4 separate regions of the Mus musculus genome follow, and regions 1, 3 and 4 are each linked to region 2. A link is a loop called in an ENCODE intact Hi-C map of the cell type or tissue named here. Cell type or tissue: heart. All regions are shown on one strand.

Region 1 (5,000 bases), 140 kb after region 2:
CCTCCAAGCTCTTCCAGACCTTGAGAGAAAGTGTATCTCTATGTCCCCTTTTGTGCTCTGTGGCCTCTAAGGACAGCGTTAGTTTATATTGACTTTCCCAACCAAGCTAGGACCACTTGGCTTCATGTCCAGAGTACGTAGGGAAATATCTCTAGAGGCTGGGGATTGCCTTCCTCATCTGCCATTTCCTCCCCAGAGTTTTCCTCCGTGCCATCAATCAGTTTGCTGAGGTTCTCACCAAGAGCTTCATGGACCAGGCAAGCTTTGAACTTCAGGTAAGCATCCACCCATGTGAAGGCCTTCTGTTATAGCAAGTCGCTGCATCAGCTGAGAAAGGGCCATTTCAGATCCTATCATTGTCAAACACGGAAGGGTTTCAGAGGCTGGAGAGAAGGCTCAATGGTGAAGAGCAGTGGCTGCTCTTCCAGAGGTCCTGAGTTCAGTTCTCAGCAACCACATGATAGCTCACAACCATCTGTAATGGGGTCTGATGCCCTCTTCTGGTGTGTCTGAAGACAGCTACAATGTACTCACATAAAATAAATAAATAAAATCTTTAAAAAAAAGAAGATGGAGGAGGAGGAGGACTTCAGGGGCCTGCCGATTTCCTAAAGCACACATTTCTAAATGGAGTTCTCCAAACACAATAAAATGGTTTGGTTTTCATTGCACAAAGGCAACACATGTAAAGGAAACCATGAGCAATACTGTCATAGCAAGAACAGCAAAATGCAAATACAAATACAGTGGTCTCTGGGATCCTCCCATATTCGGTCCAGGGACACCAGAGAAAGCCTGAATCTTCAGTGCTAAGCCCTCTCGTTCCTGTGTTCCTAGGCACACAGACCCATGGTGATGTTCAGTGTGTGCACTTGGCCACAACACTCATAATAAACATTAAGATAGAATAGTCACAGCAGAATAATGGAAATTAGTATGAACTAGAGTCAAGTGACGTGCTCATGATTTCAGACCACAGTGGACCACAGGTCCTGAAGTTTCAGGAAGCAAAACTAGGGCCAAGGAGGCTCCTCTCATCCTCAACTTGATGCTATCCACACAGACACGAATGCACACACACGCGGTTTCATACTCACACCATGACTATCTTGTAAATACGTTTAAGAGAGGTAATGGCTGGGCGTGGTGGCACGTACACCTTTTAACTCAGCTCTGAGGAAGCAGAGGTAGGTGGGTCTTCATGACCGTCAGACCAGCATGATCTAACATAGTGAGTTCTAGGTCAGCCAGCGCTATAATGAGACCCTGTCTGCAAAAATAAAACAAACCCAGGTATCTGGTACCTTCATCTTCATTTATTCCTTCATGTGACAAATGGAGGGACCTTTATGTGTGCAGCCAGCAGGGCCTGGTGACGGTCCACTAGGTCCCAGCTCTATGGGGGCTTGAAGTTCAAGAAACATTTTCTTGTTGTGTGCTTTTTGTTCTTATCTCAAACGTTTCCATTAGAGAGTTATATAACTAGAGGAGGATATTTAAGCATATACATATACATGAATTGATAATTATATGTATATGCATGTATATAATACATCATGTACAAACCAAAATAGAAAAGAGCGCTGTAACTCTTTGATGGTCCATTGAACCACTTTCTTTACTTTTTCCACACCTCCGACTTCTTTTCCAATGATGGTAAACATTTTCATAACACTTTTAATGGCTGGATATGATTCATTATGCTCCTGACCTCTGATGTAGTGAGTAAATTCTTGTTAAGAACATTTGGATCCTTTCTATTTGTTGTTACATTAAATAGCTGTGAGGGCCTTCTTTGGTTGAAATGTTTTTAATTAGCCACAGAGGGGAAAAAAATCAAGAAAGTATTTACTAATACAAAAGTTTGGAAGAAGTGGAGGGCTCTTGATACACAGTGCCAGGCCACCTGCTATAAATAGGTACATTTCTTGGCAGTACTTCTCCTGTGTCCCCAGGGTAAAGAAAAATGTAAAGTTTGGGTTGTTTTCCTAAAGGTTAATATTAAGTCTCAAAACTTCCAGCAGTGAATAATTGAAACCCCAGACGGGACAAGAAGTCCTGTTGGTTTTATTTGAGTTTTTTATAGCGCAATGCTTCCGCACGCGGGTGTTTTATCTGGATCCTCACTGGTGTTACTTTCTATTTTGCCTTGCCCATTCCATGCCTCCTTCGAAGCTCTGGAACAATTACTTCCATTTGGCTGTAGCTTTTCTCACCCACGAGTCCCTCCAGCTTGAAACCTTCTCAGAAGCCAAGCGCAACAAAATTGTGAAAAAGTAAGTATCCTTTAAAGATTCCATGACCATTAGGAAGGTAAGCTGTCTGTTTATGGTCAGCAATATAATGTCATAGAAATTACAGGGACTTAGAGAGGTAGATCAGTGGTTAAGAACACTGACTGCTCTTCCAGGGGTCCTTAGTTCAATTCCCAGCAACCACATGGTGGCTCACAACCACCTGTAATGGGATCCGATGCCCTCTTCTGGACACTCTCATATATAAAGTTAAAACAAAACAAAACAAAGCCCTGCCTTTAGAAATTACAGGACCTTTGTTCATGTTGAAGGTAGTGTGGGTTTTATGTGTAATCTGTCAATAGACCTAAAGTTCCTCCCATTTCGTATTATTTTTCTTAAGATACCTCCACTCCCTCCTTAGCCACACTGTGCTCTTCGTGGGGTCTGGGCCCTGGCCTGGGATCTCCTGCCACCTGCTGTCAGTCCACTGAAATTGCAGGCATAGTGCCTTAACTTTTTGCAAAGAAATGAGAAAACTCCAATATAACCTAAAACTATATTTTTCTTTTTCTTTTTATTAGATATTTTCTTTATTTACATTTCAAATGTTATCCCTTTTCCTGGTTTCCCCTCTGAAAACTCCCTATCCCCTCCCTCTTCCTCCTGCTCCCACCCACTCCCACTTCCTGGCCCTGGCATTCTACTACACTGGGACATCGAGCCTTCACAGGACCAAGGGCCTCTCCTCCCATTGATGACCGACTAGGCCATCCTCTGTTACATATGCAGCTGGAGCCATGGGTCCCTCCATGTGTTTTCTTTGGTTGGTGTTTCATCCCTGGGAGCTTTGGCGGTACTGGTTGGTTCATATTGTTGTTCCTCCTATGGGTCTACATCCTCAAGATTCATGGCCTAGATCAAAATGGAATTCTATACGGGAATGACAAGTTTGGTTCCAGGTTTCAGTGCATCCTCTCAGGTCTGGTTCAGAGTTCATTGAGAGCCTGGGAGCTCCGAGGCTGTCACTGGAAAGCGGTTGGAATTTATTGAAGACTTTGAAATTTTAGTTGTTTCTACTCTCTTGAAACAGGCAAATTAGTTAACATTCCTCAGCCTATGGTTCCACCCTAAAAACAAACAAACAGATAAACAAAAACCAAGACTAAGAGTGGCTAAGAGTTACGATTAAGATTTAGAGGCTGTTTTAGAAGATACAATGCATGGCCTGCTTTGTAAATTTCCCTAGTGGGTAAGTAACTAGAGGTGCTTATTTTAAAGGAGGATCCTTTGATCTCATCCTTTAAAACATCGTAAGTAGCCATAGAACCTCTTTGAAGGAGGTACTTGATTTAGGTTAAGCAGCTACAAGGGAGGCTAACTGGTTACAAGTCACAGAGGGAGAGCTGGGTCGAGAAGGGAGAAAGACTAGAGAAAGAGATAAAGACAGAGAGAGCCAAGGGATGGCGGGGAGCTGGGCATGGTGGGACAAGCCTACAACCCCAGCATACATGAGAGGATCAGGGATTGAAGCCAAGCCTTGGAGACAGCAAGTTCTATGCCGTTACAGAGGCGCAAACGAGAATGCATGAGGTTTTCCTTACGCATTTTCAGTAGAAATCAACCTACCATAGGCTAATAAATAGACTCATTGTTGACATAGGTATCAAATTTCTATCTCATATGCTTACCTGATACTAACAATGAAATTAAGCTAAGCATTATACAAATGGCATAGTAAGGAAATTTTAAAATATGATTTAAAAGTACAGCTTCTGATGATATTCCCAATGAAAATTTTGAAGAAAAAATAACCTATTTAGGAGATCCCTAGCATGAGGGGAACAGTGTAGGGCAGAGATTTTAGGACCAGGTATGGCCTGTGTCCCTGTGTAAGCTGCCTCTTACACGGGACAGGGTTCTTGCTGTATAGCCCAGGCTAGCCTCAAACTCCCCATCCACCTGCCTCAGTCTCTCCAGTACTGGGACTATAAGCATAGCTTGCTACAACCAGAAAACTGTTTAAAAACTGTCTGTGGCTTATATTGTCCCAGCTGAGCATGTGCACGGCCTAGACCTGCCTACATGTATGTGATCCCTAAAGGACACTCTGATGAGGCCTCGCCTTAGCCAAGGCATAAGTACACAGCCCAGCCCATTGATTTCTTGTCAGTCACAGTGCCTCATCTGTCTCAGACCTCATATATCTCACTCAGCTTTCTATCTCTGCTGCGTGGAGACCGGAGCCTCTTTCTCTCTTCTGCACTAGGCGGACAGTTGACGACGTCTTCTCATTTCTCTTTCCACATTTGTCTTTGCTTCCTCCTGTTCCAAAAGCCCCCTGTCCTCCATGTGGCTCAGTTCTCTTTTGAAACTTCTCTGGGTGCTGGCCTTATCTTTTACAGAGCCCCGGCCTTACCTGTGACCTAGAGGGGTGGGGACTATTCTATCATCATTCTCTTCATTTTCTACTTCCCCTCCCACCCCAGCAAACTCTGCATCCATCACTCGGACAGGCCAAAATACATGGCAGGAAGTGGCATCAAACACAATGTGTACAGACATTTTCCTTGCCATTAGTTCCAGTGAATCTGATATAACCTATATTTGCAAAAGATTTCTGTTGTATTAGGCATTTTCTTCTTTCTCAACTTATAGTTGGAGAATTTCATAATACATACGATGTGTTTTGATCACATCTACCCCACTCTCTCCCTACCAATTCCTAAGAACTCTGTAATACACTCCCCTTCCATCTTCATGTGC
Region 2 (5,000 bases):
GTATCCTATATTAGGTACTGTCAGGGATAACTATAGAATTCAAGTCAATTAGCCTACCCTGGAAATTCATTTCTCTTTGTTTCTTTCTCTGGAGCTCCCACAAGCACAGATGTGAATATTCTTGTGTGCAAGAGTTGCTGGTATCTTTATGGGCTTTAGACTCTAGATAGCTGCAATTGTGGAATTAATTTCTCTCTCTCTCTCTCTCTCTCTCTCTCTCTCTCTCTCTCTCTCTCTTATGTTTTTCTGAAAAGACACCAGAGGAAAAGGAAAAAAATAATTCTGGGAAACGTGCTGTTATTCCACCCACCCATCTGGTCAGCTGTCTAATTTTAAACCTCATTTTAATAACAAGACTTTGAATAGCTGTGCTTTTATGATTTAAATGGACTGGGAATGGAACCATCTGATATCACAAAGTGGGTGGACTTCAGTCTGCAGAGGGAAAAGAATAAACACACTGGAAGTTTCTTCCATTCCCTGCAACTCTTTTCATAAAAGCAATCAACGATTGCAAAGCCTGAAATCTCCAGAGTCCAAATTCGAACCTGAAGTTTTGGAAAGATCAAAGTGTCAATCAATTGAAATGGTTCTGGTTGAAACTAAGTTCCACTGAGTAAAAGGATTAACGCTCCTAGTGTTCATTAAGTGAAAAGAGAGAGAGAGAGAGAGAGAGAGAGAGAGAGAGAGAGAGAGAGAGGAAGGGAGGGGGAAAGAGAGAGGGAGGGAGGGAGGAAGGAAGGAAGGAAGGGAAGAAGGAAGGAAGGAAGGAAGGAAGGAAGGAAGGAAGGAAGGAAGGAAGGGAGAAAGAAAGGAGGGAGGGAGAGAGGGAGGGAGAGAGGGAGGGAGGGAGGGAGGAAGGAAGGAAGGAAGGAAGGAAGGAAGGAAGGAAGGAAGGAAGATAAAAGCCTGCTTAAAGAACAAAGATCATCACTTCCCTGCACACAGGCAACTGAGGCAACTCAGGGCAGCTCCTGCCCCAGGGCAGCCCAGACCTAAGCTCCAGACCAAGGTTGACAGCTACTAAAGGTCCAAGGGGAGTAATAGCTGAGGGGGGGGGGAGTAAGTCCTAGGAAATACTCAAAGGTAAACTTTGATCCAAAGCAGAGGATATGCACAAGGATGCTATCATGGAAGATCAACAACAAACAGAAATGACAGCTGTGATCACCAGTCGTTCAAGCCCCGGGTCATTCTTTACTTTATCCCTCACACTACAAAATCAAAATTTGTAGAGCCTATGTGCATCTTTGACTGGTAAATCAGAGAGGCCAGTAAGCTTCATAGAGAATCCCTCTCTGCTCGCACTGTCTTCCTGTTGGCGCCCCCTTCAGTTTATGTCTAGAACTCCAGCCCCTTTCACAGCAGCCTACCATCCCTGGCGTTCTCCATTAACTGGCATCCTTAGTTAGCCCTTTAGAGTCAGTCGGTTCACACCACAGCAGACACAGTTGGACAGTGTCTGGTATCCCCACCGACACAAGCCCGAGAACCTTTAGAATCTGTAACAACACAGGAAGTCCTCGTCCGGGTCATGGCCCTCCTTCGCCGGTGCCTCTTGAGCCAAGTTTCCTGTTTCGCTCAGATCACTCGCTGTCCAGGATTCTATGCCAGTTTGGAGCCTGTTAGACCTGCTTGGTGGCCTTTGTGTTTGCTGTCCATGTGGTCCAGAACACTCCCCCTTTTATCATGGGGTCATCCTCACTTCCTGTAGTTCTGCCTTTCAGTCTCCCCTTATCTCAGATGTCTTTCCAGATGTTTCTGTGTAAATCTCTGGCACCCACACTCCCCATGTTCCTGGCTAGGGTTTCTCTTTGCAGGCCTAGCCTCCTTTGGCATGCATTAATTTCAAGTCTTAACTTCTTCCAACAGCTGTGTGAAGGTAGGGGTCTCATTTACCTCACTACTGAACCTCCATTCCAGGAACAGTGCCCAACACATAGTAGGTCACTTAGGGCGGAAGGAAGAGAAATTATCTAGCTTGGGTGGTTAAGTCGATCACAACATCATTGACCTAGAAGAAGTTATTTTTGGGGAGATGGTGGAAATCTTTGTGGATGTCAGGTCTACACTGATGGAAATATGTCTTGCTGTGTATTATAAATAGATTCCTATTGGAACTTTTTTCTTTCTTTTTTTAGAGTGTTTCCTTAGCCATTTTTAATTTCTTCTTTTGAGAACTGCTTAGTACAGTAGCTCAGTTTGTAGTTTGGTTGATTGCTTCCCTATTGCTTAGAATTTTTGGTGATTTTATTTTTCTAAATATTCAGTATTAAGTATACAATGAACATGTAACTTTAAATCACAAAGGAGATAAATGACACATTATGTAATCATACTCAACTTTAAGATCTCAACTATCAAGAATAAAAACTGGCATTAAAAAAAAAGAGATGCGACTGAACCACTTTAAGAAAGATGGCTGAAGCACGGTCATAAGTACCTATTGTTTCTTTCAACCAGGACTTTAAGTTCAGAACTTACTTTCTCAGGAGGAAAACCAAGACTAATATATATATATATATATTCAGGCATGGTTTGCAAAAAGTCATCAGAGTTCACTCATCTCTAATCAAGCATTACTGTCTATTACTGTGTGTTTTAATTACATGTTCTGTTCTTGTCAGGTTCCAAACCGGCAAGAAAGCCTCCACAGACTCCAAGAACAACACAATTTCCCGCAAGAGGTATTTTTCAGATGGCGAAGCTAACTGGTTGGCTGGTTAGTCTGAAATTTTACTTCTAAGTGTGAGGTGTCCTTACTACTAAGTAGCTTTTTCATTCTGGAGGTCTCTCCAAGATGGAAGCGCGTCTCCCCGCCGGCAGAGGGCGCCAAGCGCACCCCTGTGTAGTTTAACGCACAACTGCCTTTTGGAGTCCTCAGTCCCAGGCTGAAAAAGGACAGTGGTGGGAGTTGGGGGGTGGGGTGGTGGTGGTGGTGGTAGATGTTCTGGGGTCCTCCCCACAAGGATGCCTTCTGGGCAGGGGGTCAGTTGGAAAGGGGAACCTTTTGGAGCGAACTTCTTCCCTTAGTGTGAAAGTTTGTGTTGCTGCAACTGAGGAGAAATAAATCCCTGAGTTTGGGGTTTCCGGATTAGCGCTTTGTCAACAGTGTCCTAACGGAGGGTCTTCTAGATTGGATACGTCTACTTCTGAAGCGCCCGTGTCCCTTGCACCAGTTCTCTGCGGACCTTGAAGCTCGGCTTCCGGCTCTCTCGGGGCTGCAGCAGACGCTCCCGGAGGCGAAGGCGGGAGCTCACGGCTCATTCATTCAACAAATATTTACTGAGCGTCCGGAGGCGACCGGTGACTCTCACCAGCTCCTCCTCCGCGCTCGGCGGCGCAGCAGCCCGGGAGCGCTGGGCAATCGCAGAGCCGACGCTGGGAGGACCGGGCGGGCGGCTCCGGGCTGCGGCTCCAGCCGGGCGAGGCGGAGCCGGCGGGGGAGGCGGGCGGCCCCGGGGCGCAGAGGGCGCGGCCAGCGGGAGGAGCCCGGGCGGCGCCGGGGAGGGCGCGCGGGGCTGCACGGCCGCCGGTCCCAGCAGGTGACCGCGGGCGAGCGGGCGTGCGTGCGGGGCCCCGGGCGCGAGCGAGGCGGGACGGCGTAGACGCGGCCGGCGCGCCAAAGTCGTCCAAGTTTTGCCGGAACATGGCGGAGGAGTCCGGCCGGCGCAGCAGCGCTCCGAGCACGAGTGTCTGTAGCCGCTAGCGCCGCGGGGCGAGGTCGTCGCCATGGCCCGTTGGATCCCTACCAAGAGGCAGAAGTATGGGGTTGGTGAGTGCTTGCCCCGCCCCACCCTCGCCCGAGCGCCCGGGAGTCCACTTTGGCCCCGCGGAGCTCGCGCACACTCGGCCACTCGGTCCCGCTGCTGCACCCCGGGAGTCTAGCCCGCTCTGGTGTAAAAGTGCTTTTAGGCTTGGGGACTCTGATCCTCCCCTATCCGAACCCCAACTCTAGTGGCGCACACTGTGGGAACGCGCCAGGTCCCCACTGCCGTTGGTGGCCAGCGAGGGCCGCACGTGGGACGGTGCGCTTTGCGAGTGCCCTTCCCCAGATCCCACTTGGAAGCTCCAGAGTCCCTTTCCCTCTCTCCCTCCCTCCCTGGGACTGCAGTCCGGATCGCAGTCAAAGACAAAATGGGAAGCCGAAGTTGCCAGTAGAGGTGATGGAAGAGGCAGGAAGTGTGAGGCGTGGGAAGGAGGGCAAGGGGGTCCTGGGGCTGTTTGTGAGGACACCCATCTGACCTACTGGCGTGGTTGGAGAGGTGTGACACAGCTTCCCCCCAGGGGCAGGAAGAGGGTAGGTTCCGCGCAAGCGGGTGGCGTTTGTGTTCGCAGTACCCTAGCGCTCCGTCATTGCTGAACTCTGGCCTCTAGGTTTGGATCTGAAACCTTGGCGTTGAGGGGTTGGACCCAGGTGGAAAAACTTTCCACTTTCACTTTTCATTGAGCCAGGTCAGGGAGGAAGCACTCACCTTTAGCCGGACGATTGCCAGGAGAATTAGACTTTAAATGGAGCCTCTGGAATAAACAAGTGTGTTGTGTGGGAATTTTATCACTTTCTCTCAGGTCCACTCACTTGGCGCGTTTGAAATGCAACCCCTTACTTCACTCCTGTCAGCGCACCTCTTTTCCTTCAAGTCCTGGACCCACAGGAACACTGCCTGAAATTATCAGTCTGCCGTGACAGACATGAAGTCCTATGTGCCTATGTAACCGGGACTCAGACACCGCCTTCAGTCTTTAGTATATTATAATGTGATGCAGATTGAAAGCCTGCATATGTACATTTGCAAATATGTATATATACACACACACACACACACATATATATATGCATAATTCTCAACCTTTTTTTTTTTAATTTGTCTTTACTTTTAGAATTTTTGCTCCTCCACATGGCTGTGGGTTACATGGAAAGGTGACATTTCTTCAGTCCCAGATCAGTAGGTCTTGACTTAGCCTTGATAAGTAACTTGACTAGATACCTGCTAGTAAGT
Region 3 (5,000 bases), 130 kb after region 2:
GTATTTTCAAGAAGAAAAGAGCCGGGCGTGGTGGCGCATGCCTTTAATCCCAGCACTTGGGAGGCAGAGGCAGGCGGATTTCTGAGTTTGAGGCCAGTCTGGTCTACAGAGTGAGTTCCAGGACAGCCAGGACTACACAGAGAAACCCTGTCTCGAAAAACAAACAAAAAAACAAAAAACAAAAAAAAAAAAAAAGAAGAAGAAGAAGAAGAAAAGTAGAAAAGTGTCAAAGCTAGACAGATGTGGAGACAAAACAGCAGTTAGTTTGCCTGTTTAGGGTATATTCAAGAGGGTGTACTTGAAAGGTGAGCCTTGTGCTTCCCAGGTAACCACTGTTTCCTTCTGTGGTGTATACCCTAAGCCTGCAAGCTCTATGTTGACAACAATGCCTTCTTACCATTTTTAGGAAACTCTCCAAGGTACTGAACTTTTATGTGGCCAATGCCGAGGACCCTAGCAAGACGGAATTGCTATTTGCTGCTTTGAAAGCCTTGAAGTACCTGTTCCGATTCATCATCCAGTCTCGGGTACTCTACTTGAGGTAATGGTCCCAGTGATAGGATGCTGCCAGTACTTGTCCAGATCCCTTTGTTCTTCATGTTCTTTTGTGTTCAGCTTTGTGAGCAATTGGTTGGTCATGGGATAACCAAACTTCGGATCTTTGGGGTTGAAGGTAGAGGTGAATTATGAGACCACTGGAGAAGGTCCATTGAGGTCTGCATCTAGAGAATCCTAAAGCAGCAATGGCACCAGGACTCATGGGCTTAAATGGTTGACTTATTTGCTGCTTGCTCTAGAAGGCTTGAATGGTGATGATGGCTTTTAGAAAGACAGGTCTTGGGACAACCCAGATGCATGGGTCTAATCTAAGTGTGGTGGCAGGACTGCTGTTTGATTAGTGAGATAATCTCTGACTCCTAAATGATCTTCTCACTTCCTGTGTAGAAAGTAAGCGCCACCTAATTGGGTGCTCAGGGTGCGACACTGAGGCTGAACCTCAGACGCAACTGCGGAGGTGTATTGACTCTGGAGGAAGAGCTAATTGGATGTTGTAGGACTTGATGGGGCAGCAACAGAAAGGGAAGGGCCAAAGACAGCCTTGAAGTGTCGTGTGGGCAGTGATGGTGTTTGCTGAAGCAAGAACAGTTGAGAACTGAGCACAAAATTAAAGTGTGTTCCATTTTGATGAACCTTGAGCTGCTTTGGGGCTTAAGGTAATTTTATACAAAATTTCATGCATGTACATTTTGACTGACCCCTTATATATAGTTAGGTGGGGGAACTTTATACATGTGGCTTCATGCCAGCATTCATAAAAGTTTTGGAGTTTTGGAGAATCTTTAGACTTATATATGAGTATGTGCTTGCATGTGTTCTTATGTTCTGAATCCATCACACCTACTCTCGAGTACTTAGTGGCCTTGCCACCAGTGACCTAGTTCACGTTCTTCTCCTTGAGATGTCTGTGTCTAGAGAAACTACCCAGAGACTTCTGAGTTGATGGCACATATCTTATGAAGACAATTAGAAGGCTTTATTCAAAGCTAGCGCTTGTCAATTCAAGGTGTCTGCAGTAGAGCAGACCAGGAGTACCTGGGAGTTCCGGTGGAGAAAGCTGGCAAAAGCTGGGATTTGTAGGCTAGGTTGGGGATCTTCTTCGCAGTGTCTTTGACCTCAGCTCATATTGATGCTGAGACAGTGGGGAGGGAGGAGAAAGAAGGGATGCTGGAAGAGACTGGGCAAGGTGTCTGCCCTGGGAGCCTATGCCCCTTGTCCTTGGTCATGAGCTGAGGAAGGCAGCCATGCTTGGAGCCACCTACTGCATCCGCACAGTGACTTTCTGCTGTTTTCCTTCTGCGGGTGGTACCCACAAACTACCAGGCCCAAAGGCATCTCCAGACTTAGGTTCTTCAGATAGCTCCAGATGACAGTCCTGGTTAGCCAGCTGTAGACCCTGTGCTAGGACCTCACCTACAAATGACTACTTTGCATTTATCGGTGTCTTGATGTCATTTCAATCTGTTTGGGCTGATGTTTGGTCCCTTAAAAACAGTCGTGGGGTTCCCTATGAGATATCTCTGTACAGTTAGAGATGGTGACCAGCAAGGCGCTGACCTCTAGTGTTGTCTTTTGAGACCACATGCCTACTGTCCATTTTCTTTTTCTCATTAGGTTTTATGGTCAGAGTGAAGATGGAGATGAATTTAACGACTCAATCCGCCAGCTGTTTCTTGCTTTCAACACGCTGATGGACAGGCCTCTGGAAGAAGCTGTCAAGATCAAGGTCAGCCTGGTGACCTTGTGGGGGGACCCCTTGAAAGCCCCTCATGAAGACGTGATGTGGTAGTGGTGGTGGTAGGGGAAATGTTAAGCAGGCTCACGAAAAGCATGAGAAGCTTAGCAGAATGGGCAGAAGTAGAAGAAAAGCGCACGAGGCTGTGGCTATGTGGTAGAATGCCTACATAGGTCCTGGGGTCACAGCATTGCTAAAAGTGGACACACAATAAAAGTCCACATTTTAACTCCCACACACAGTTGTATATTCAAGAATCAACTCACCAGAGACAGGCTGCCCCTTCAGACATCGTGTGAATAATGGCTGTTACAAATCCTGCTTGACCTCTTGATTTTAGCAAACTGATCCTCCTCCTTTTGAGGGTGGCTGTTTCTCTTCTCAGTTCTTCCTCTGCCTCCTTCTTCAAGTGTAAAGTCACCACCAATAGTTTTTACAGACTGGGAGGCACGTAATTCTTGAGGGCTCCAGTTTGAATGTTACTATTTCTTCCTTGCTTTTAATGGTAACTTGGTGAAAGGAACTTGAATTGCCTCCAAAATATGCACAGAGCCTTTTGGTCATGAAAACCAAGGCTTGGACCTCCATTTTCAGAAGGAAGGCCGGGGAGGTGACTCTTAAGATACCATCATCTCATGGCAAGGGCATTTGCTTCCAGTTCCTTATTTAAACCCCAAGTCCTGCCCTTTCCTCCTGGGACACAGTGGTATATTTGGTTTTTGTCTGCCTTGGCACTGACTGCCTTCATGCTTCTTACAGGGGGCAGCCTTGAAGTACCTTCCCAGCATAATTAATGATGTCAAACTGGTGTTTGATCCCATGGAGCTCAGGTGAGAAGCAGAACACAATTTGTGTCTCGAATTTAGCAGAAGCAGCCCAGTGCTGGTCGGACCTGTACCCTGCATTTGCTTTTGTTCTAAGAAGCGTTAAGGGAGTGAACACTTATGTGTGTGTACTCAATTCCGCGGAAGAGATTAAAGAACACACAAAGCTGGCCCCTGGGAGAGACTGGTATTCTCTGTGGGGTAAGGAGCTATGCAAAAGAAAGTAGCCTAGGGATGCAGAGTATGGTGGCCCATGGAGAGGAAACTGCTAGAAAAGACATTTTGCAGAAGCTGAAGCAGCAGGCAGGTCTGGAAAGTGATGTCAAGTTTGAGTGTGCTAAATTCTAAGGCAGAACCCTCGAGGGGTTCATAGCACCAGGGACACTCTCAAATCAAGTCTTAGGTCATCCGGGGGCTTTTTGGGTCCACTCCTCCTGCTCAGCTCTAGTGGAGAAGTGTGTACAGATGCCTGCATAGAAGTGTGTAAAGGTGCCTTCCTAGAAGTATGTAAGGATGCCTGCATAGAAGTGTGTAAGGATGCCTTCAGACAGCCAAGTGTGAACACACTGACCCAGCCACACTTCTCTTCCAGCGTGCTCTTCTGCAAGTTCATTCAAAGCATCCCTGACAACCAGTTGGTGCGGCAGAAACTTAACTGCATGACCAAGATAGTGGAGAGCAGCCTTTTCCAGCAGGCAGGTGAGCGAGTCTCCCTCAGAAGCTGCAGCGTTTGGGGAAGGAGTCAGCCGACTTCCACTGCAGTACACGTGTGCCACAGTGGCTCGCCACGGTGTTACAGCAAGCATTCCTGAGGCTGGTACTTCAGTTCTCTGTTCTCCAGTCACTCTGTCTGGCTGAGAGTAGATTAGTTGATCATAACAAGTAGTTTAAATTGAACATGGCAGTGCATTCGTAGCATGTCTATGTGATATTTATTGTTTTATGAAGTCAGTAATCCAATTCTGAAGTGAGACAGACATCACCAAAAAGAAAACTATGGTTGTTTTCTTGGTATTTATGAAGGACTGATTCTAGATCATTCTGTGAATACCAAAATTTGTTGGTGCTGATGTCATTTATACAAAATATTATTGGCCTATAAGCTACACACATCCTAATATATTAAATACCACTCCCATTCTTTCCATGTATGTGATATTTAAGATAGGGACTTACATTGCTCAGACTTGCCTCAGATTTGCTAAATATCTGAAGATGACCTTAAATTCTTGACCTTTCTGCCTCCACCAAAAGTGGGGAAGGGCATTATCAAGAAGAGTTAATAATGAAATTTTACAAATGAACTGTTAAGCACAGGAAAGAGATCCCGCAGCCTCTGCCCTGCCCCCAACCTGGCCATGTCCAGACAGTCGTTGCTTCCTTCCCTGCCTGGGTTTTGTTTCTTGCTTTATTTGATTTGAATTTTGTACCAGCAATACCCTTTACTGTTGGCTGACTCTTTGTTTATTCTTCATTTTTACTTATTTATTTGGTTTCTTGGTTTGGTTTTTTGAGACAGGGTTGTTTTTTGGTTTTGGTTTTGGTTTTATTTCTACATAGCCCTGGCTATCCTGGTACTCGCTCTGTAGACCAGGCTAGCCTCAAACTCAAAGATTCCCTCCTGCCTCTGACTCCCGAGTGCTGGGATCAAAGGTGTGTGCCACCAACACCCAGCTAGTTTGATGATTTTTAGGACCTTCTGGAAAAGAAGTTTAAGAGACTGAAGTCCATTTAAGTTTTCTTTTTTTATCCTCCCCATATCCCCTCTCTCCCTGTGTGTGTGTGTGTGTGTGTGTGTGTGTGTGTGTACATACAAGTGCTCAAAGAGGCCAGAAGAGGTGTCTGATTTAGAGCTGAAGTGGCTCGTAGATCTGAGCCACCCG
Region 4 (5,000 bases), 220 kb after region 2:
GCACTGCATTTGGGAATATTTTAACGAGCGTCCATGTCATGTTTATGCCAGTCCTGATTAGATATAGGGACTATGCATACACTACATATCCACATACATAAATGCAGGTGGTATGTATTGTGATCTTTTCAAATAAAAGTCATTTTAGTATTATTTCCACCTTCTGAAAGGAGAGGAAACAGCCTTGCAACATGTTCTCTAGCTTAGGACATGGTGGGACATAGTTTTTTTAAAAATATTAAATGTTAATATTCTTCGGCTCAGTCCTATGATCATTGTAATGCATATGTGCCCATACTCATTTGAGAAGTACTTTCCCCAATCTTCGGAGATTCTCAACATTTTTTTACTAAGTAAATAAAATTAACCTGGAAACTCACAGACAAAACCAAAGTTTTTAAAAATTTAAATAATATACCCAGAGCAAGCCACTCAGTTTTACAGTGACAATAGCATACAGTGAACTCAGAAGAGATTTAGAGCAGAGCTGAGCACTTATGAGGAACTCTGATCACTTCGACTTCAGGGAGTCACACAAGAGTCGACACTGGTGAAAAGTGCTTATCAATACGACTGTTAACACTGGGCACACTAAATCTCTCAATAAAAACCGACACAGTCTACTAGCCAACTACAGCGTGGCCCAGGAACAGCTGATGATCAGAAGTGACAGCCTTTTTAGCCTGTATTTCTGAAGCACTGGCTGAGCTTATGTGGCTACTATTTTTGTGTGAATATCCAATCTTTAAGAAAATAAAATCGCAGAGCACAAACCCCACTGTGGATCAGATTTCCAGAATCTGTTTATTCAAAACTGCAGAGTGGTTGAAGGACATCGCTCCCCTACCCCTCATCACCCCCTTCCCCCGCACCACTTTAATGCCCTTGAATAGTTAGTTCTGCTATGTATACGCGGGGCAATCAGAGTATTCTGGTCAATTACAGAGTGGAGCCAATGTACCTTGAACTGAAACTTTAAAAGGGTTCATTACTTTTGAGACTTTAATCAGGCTTAGGTATGTGTGGGGCAGTCATTTAACCACACATTACTAGTCCGCCAGAAACAGCCAACATTTTCCAAAGAATAACTTTCAAGGGTGGGGCAAGAGGCAGCTGCAACATCGGAAAAATATTTAGCACCACGCCCTCCACAGAGGCCTAAATGCAGCTAAGGCTACTGTCAAATCAAGTCATTCCGAAGGTCTGCTGTCACTGTCCTCTAAGGAATCAAAAACAAGGCGGCACAGTAAAACATGTATAAAAGTTTGCACGGTGGCGGGGCAAGGGGCCCGGGGCACCTTGAGAGAGAAGGAAAGTGGTTCAGACCAGGTCCACATTCTGAGGATGTCACTCGACTGTCCCCTGGAGTTTTCTTCTCCCGACCTGGCCAGGGTCACCCGCCTCCATGATCACTGCCTCCTCCCCGGGCAGAGCATTACTCAGCACCGATAAGGACAGGAAGGCGCAGCGGGAAGGTGGGAGGGGACCTCGGCCAGCTGCTCAGGTGACAGTGGCGCCTCGGAGCCCCGCCGGCAGAGCAGCCCCGGGCTGTCGGAGGCTGCGGGGGTCCCCGGGTCGCGCCCCCGCTACCGCTTACCTTGCCGTTGCTCGGGCTGCCGTTCAAGAACAGCGTGACCCGCCGCATCGCGCCGCCCGCGCCGGGTCCTGAGGGAGCCGCCACCCTCGCTCCCGGCCCGCCACCCGCCGCGCTCCGCGCCCGCGAGACCCCTCCCGCCTCCCACCCGGACTCTCCGCCCTTCGCCACCTTCCTGGTCGGCCCCACACTCCTCACGCACGCACCCTCAGTCCCACACCCCGGGGTTGGCCGATCCTCCTTCCCACCCCGCCCCTAGGCTCCTCAGCCTGCTAGCGGCCCTTCCCCCCAACCGCGCCCAGACCGACGCTGAGCTGCGCCAATCAACACGCTGTACCGGCCAGTATTTAGCCAATCAGAGTCCGGCTGGGGGGTGGGCTCAGAGTAACACTAGACGGCGGTGGAAGGAAAGAGAGGCTGAGGGCTGGTTGACGGAATGGAGTATCAGCGAATCAGAGAAGAACCTACTGGGCAAAGGGCCGCTCTAAGCGTTACTGAGCAGGCGCACGTTGGAGTGTAGGAGTGCTCATTTGCATAAAGAGACTGGGTCTAAGGAAGAGGCGGGACGCCGAAGTCCCATAGACCAATCAGCTCCTCGCTAGGCTTTTGCCCCTTCTACTGTACCCACCCACCGAGGTAACGGTTGGTATCGGGATTGGCTAATAGGGTAAACTAGCCATCCGGCGGTTCTGTCTCGATTGGTCTAGTGATTCATTTTCGAAGTTTCCAGCAGCCAATCCAAGGTTTGGGGTGGCATTTGAAGTGTTGCTCCGCGGAACTCACTGGTAGACCCCAGGACACCTTTTTGCTGCAGCTCTGTCTCGCCAGGGTCATTTAGGGCTGGCCGTGTTTTTTCCGGGATCCACGGAGGTCTCCCTGCGCCGTTCGAAAGCACGAGGGTGAGGCCCGGAGGGAGCGGTACCCACGTCACACGTGGTCCACGGCTCGTGGGTATCCCTCCGCGGGGGCGTGGCCGCGGTTTGAATTTGCTGGCGGGCAAGTGAAGCTTGACCGCTTCGGCCGGACGTGGTGTGTCTGGTGTGCAGCGGCCGGCAGGAGGCCAGCCCGGCTCCCTTCCCCGGCCTCTGGTGCTCTCTGAAACGGAGCCTCCGCGACGCTTGTCGTAGTCGTCCGAGGGAACGCGCAGGGTCCTGGGCGGGAGAGGTAGGCCTGCTATCCGGCCGGGGTTCAGGGATGCAAAGCCCTGATAAATCAGTTCGGTCCGCTTTGTTTAGTCAATAGTACCTCCCGCCGTTTCTTTAATCAGAACGCCCCAGCCTGTGGTCCCCTGGTATTGATTGCCTTAGAGTTCTGTCACATTGTTTTTGGCTTATAGTGAGGTTATTTTTCACATTTTTTTCTCTAACTTCCTCATCTTTTAGATGGATGCGAGTTCACACGACAAGCCTCTCTCTGAATCCAAGGAGTGTGTCCTTAATAATTCTGGTATGTGGTGACCTGTTGCCCTCGTTAGATGGAAGATTTGAGTGTTTTGATGTATTAACACCCCCAATGTGCTGTCCGTTTTCAGAAAATGACGTTTTTAGATTGGGAACTGAACCGTTTGTGACTCCTCAGAAGCATGTAGCAGATGCGACTCCTAATCTTTGCACCCCTGATACCTTTAAGTCACCTTTGGACTTCACCACAGTAACCGTAGAGCAGTTGGGAATTACACCTGAAAGCTTTGTTAAGACCTCTTCCGGTAAGAGAAGTTCTTGGATTGCATAGTTTTTTTTTTCAAATTTAACAGTAACTGTAGTAGGCCCCAATTATACATGTCTGTACTGCCTGACACTCCTTCTGTGTGTATTTATGCTGACCCTGCAGACTTGCTTGTTCGGCACAGCTCAGCAAATAGAGCAATGTTTCTGAATCAGTTGTGCTTTGTGTGCACCCTAGAAAACAGTGTGTATGAAAATCAGAGGGCATTGAAAGGTAGTTGAGAACCGGTAAAAGTGACAAGGCCGTGTGCCTCATTCAAAAATCCCAAACAGAAAATTGACCCAGATAATGATTTTCTTTAGCTTCAGGAATGAAATTCCCAATGGAGAAGTAAATCTAGGGCTAGGGTTCTTTTGGGTTGTAGAATAGCAATTATAAAGAAGGATAACGAGACTGGAAGCCAATCACACCGTGAGCTAGGCGAAGCCAGAGTGACACTCATTCTCTACCGCTCAGAATTATCACATAAAAGACTGGGTCCGTTTTCGTGTGCTTAGGTGTGAGCAGAATTCAGGGTGGCGTGCTGAGGGTGAAGAAGTAGCTTATTCCAGAGTAGAAGAATTTTGAAAAAAATAAGAGCAGGGTATAGCTGGGTCTCACCAGCCCTAACCCACATCGGGACTCTGTTCCAAGGGCCACCATGAGTTTTTAGGACTGAAACTATGAATTTATAAATTAGCCACAGTAAGAGATGTGGCCTACTCATCTGTGGACAGGCTCTCAGAAGCACACCCTCTCCGAGATGCCCTCAAGCTAGATGCGTTTAGAATCAAGCTTAACCGTTGCAAACTATTCTCTCTCTACTTAGATCCCTTATGGGCCCTTACAGGAAGCACTTCTAAGCTTAGCTGAATTGCTAGCCTCACTGCTCTTGAGGCCAAAGTAAAATATTTCGAGGGAGTGACTAAGTGTGCAGCATGCCCAGCATAAGTACTGTACTCAGAGGACGATTCATGTCCTGGGCTGGATGTTGTTAGACAGTGGCTGTGCACTGCTTGCAATGGTATGCTTCCAGTTCGTAGATCGCTTTAAACTGTTCCCATGTGATAGTTTCAGAGCTTGGATGGCTACAGTGAGCAAAGCCACAGCATACTGTAGTTTCAACTGTGCATGGTTGTACCTATAAACAAGGAGAGATTCTTAGCTTCAAGCTGTTACCTCTGACTTCTCTGTATCGGGGATATGGGGCACAAGTGAAGACGAAGTAACTGCTTGTGGCCTTCTGTGTGCCAAGTGCTGATCTAGAAACACGAATTGGGGGTCAAGTGGCAGTCAGTCCAGATGTTTCTACATGAACTGCCCTGCCAGTAGTTCTTAGTTCTCTGTGACAAGTGCAGACTCTGTTTTCTCACTTGTGGTGACCCGTCGCCAGCACAAGCCCCAGCTTCTGACCATTGCCATGTTCCGTTCTGACTTGCAGGAAAGTCAACATCTTCCCTTCAGAAGGCCAGGCGCCGCTCCACTGTTGGTGTGCGGGGCTCTCCAGAAACCAATTGCCTGATCCGATTCATTGCCCAGCAGCGAAACCTAAAGAAGGCTGTGCTCTCTCCGTTGGCACGAGAGCCCCACTTCGAGGTATGCTTCCTCTGGCCTGGTGTGCGCGCTCGTGGGTCTTGTGAAGGAAATGGTTTTACTCTGCTCAAGGGTTCTGCTTTCCCCCCCTGGGGGGGACTACTTTCCC

Evidence for each region. Peaks named below come from ENCODE experiments on the same cell type or tissue, not always from the same donor. Only the 100,000 strongest peaks of a DNase experiment are listed, where the experiment ranks them.
Region 1: it touches region 2 in a loop (2.6-fold over the local background); 26 of 42 quality-filtered maps call a loop at or near these places.
Region 3: a loop joins it to region 2, with 6 times the contacts of the local background. A loop is called at or near these places in 20 of 42 quality-filtered maps.
Region 4: it touches region 2 in a loop (3-fold over the local background); 16 of 42 quality-filtered maps call a loop at or near these places.

What each region holds. Positions count from the first base shown.
Region 1 is chr14:67,787,496-67,792,495 of GRCm38, reverse strand. It overlaps Dock5 (dedicator of cytokinesis 5), which reads left to right. Exons shown (of 52, transcript NM_177780.3): 30 at 197-275; 31 at 2,176-2,276. Among named protein-coding and RNA genes, the nearest start is that of Gm52126, 39 kb to the right of the region's middle. In heart, a CTCF peak has its summit at 2,710 (motif pointing left); no DNase peak of the experiment used is centred here.
Region 2 is chr14:67,932,067-67,937,066 of GRCm38, reverse strand. It overlaps Dock5 (dedicator of cytokinesis 5), which reads left to right and starts at 3,495. Exons shown (of 52, transcript NM_177780.3): 1 at 3,495-3,775. The coding sequence starts at 3,733. In heart, CTCF peaks have their summits at 1,333 (motif pointing left) and 2,813 (motif pointing right); DNase peaks (open chromatin) are centred at 2,926, 3,476, 3,766 and 4,206; H3K4me3 peaks cover 2,073 bases; H3K27ac peaks cover 1,789 bases.
Region 3 is chr14:67,804,546-67,809,545 of GRCm38, reverse strand. Dock5 (dedicator of cytokinesis 5) reads left to right here. Exons shown (of 52, transcript NM_177780.3): 22 at 407-541; 23 at 2,173-2,284; 24 at 3,053-3,123; 25 at 3,710-3,816. Among named protein-coding and RNA genes, the nearest start is that of Mir6539, 53 kb to the left of the region's middle. In heart, a CTCF peak has its summit at 2,107 (motif pointing left); no DNase peak of the experiment used is centred here.
Region 4 is chr14:67,712,982-67,717,981 of GRCm38, reverse strand. It overlaps Cdca2 (cell division cycle associated 2), which reads left to right and starts at 2,372. Exons shown (of 15, transcript NM_001110162.1): 1 at 2,372-2,758; 2 at 2,977-3,040; 3 at 3,126-3,299; 4 at 4,740-4,894. The coding sequence starts at 2,977. It overlaps Kctd9 (potassium channel tetramerisation domain containing 9), which reads right to left and starts at 1,884. Exons shown (of 12, transcript NM_001111028.1): 1 at 1,598-1,884. The coding sequence starts at 1,645. In heart, a CTCF peak has its summit at 2,639; a DNase peak (open chromatin) is centred at 2,071; H3K4me3 peaks cover 4,982 bases; H3K27ac peaks cover 4,285 bases.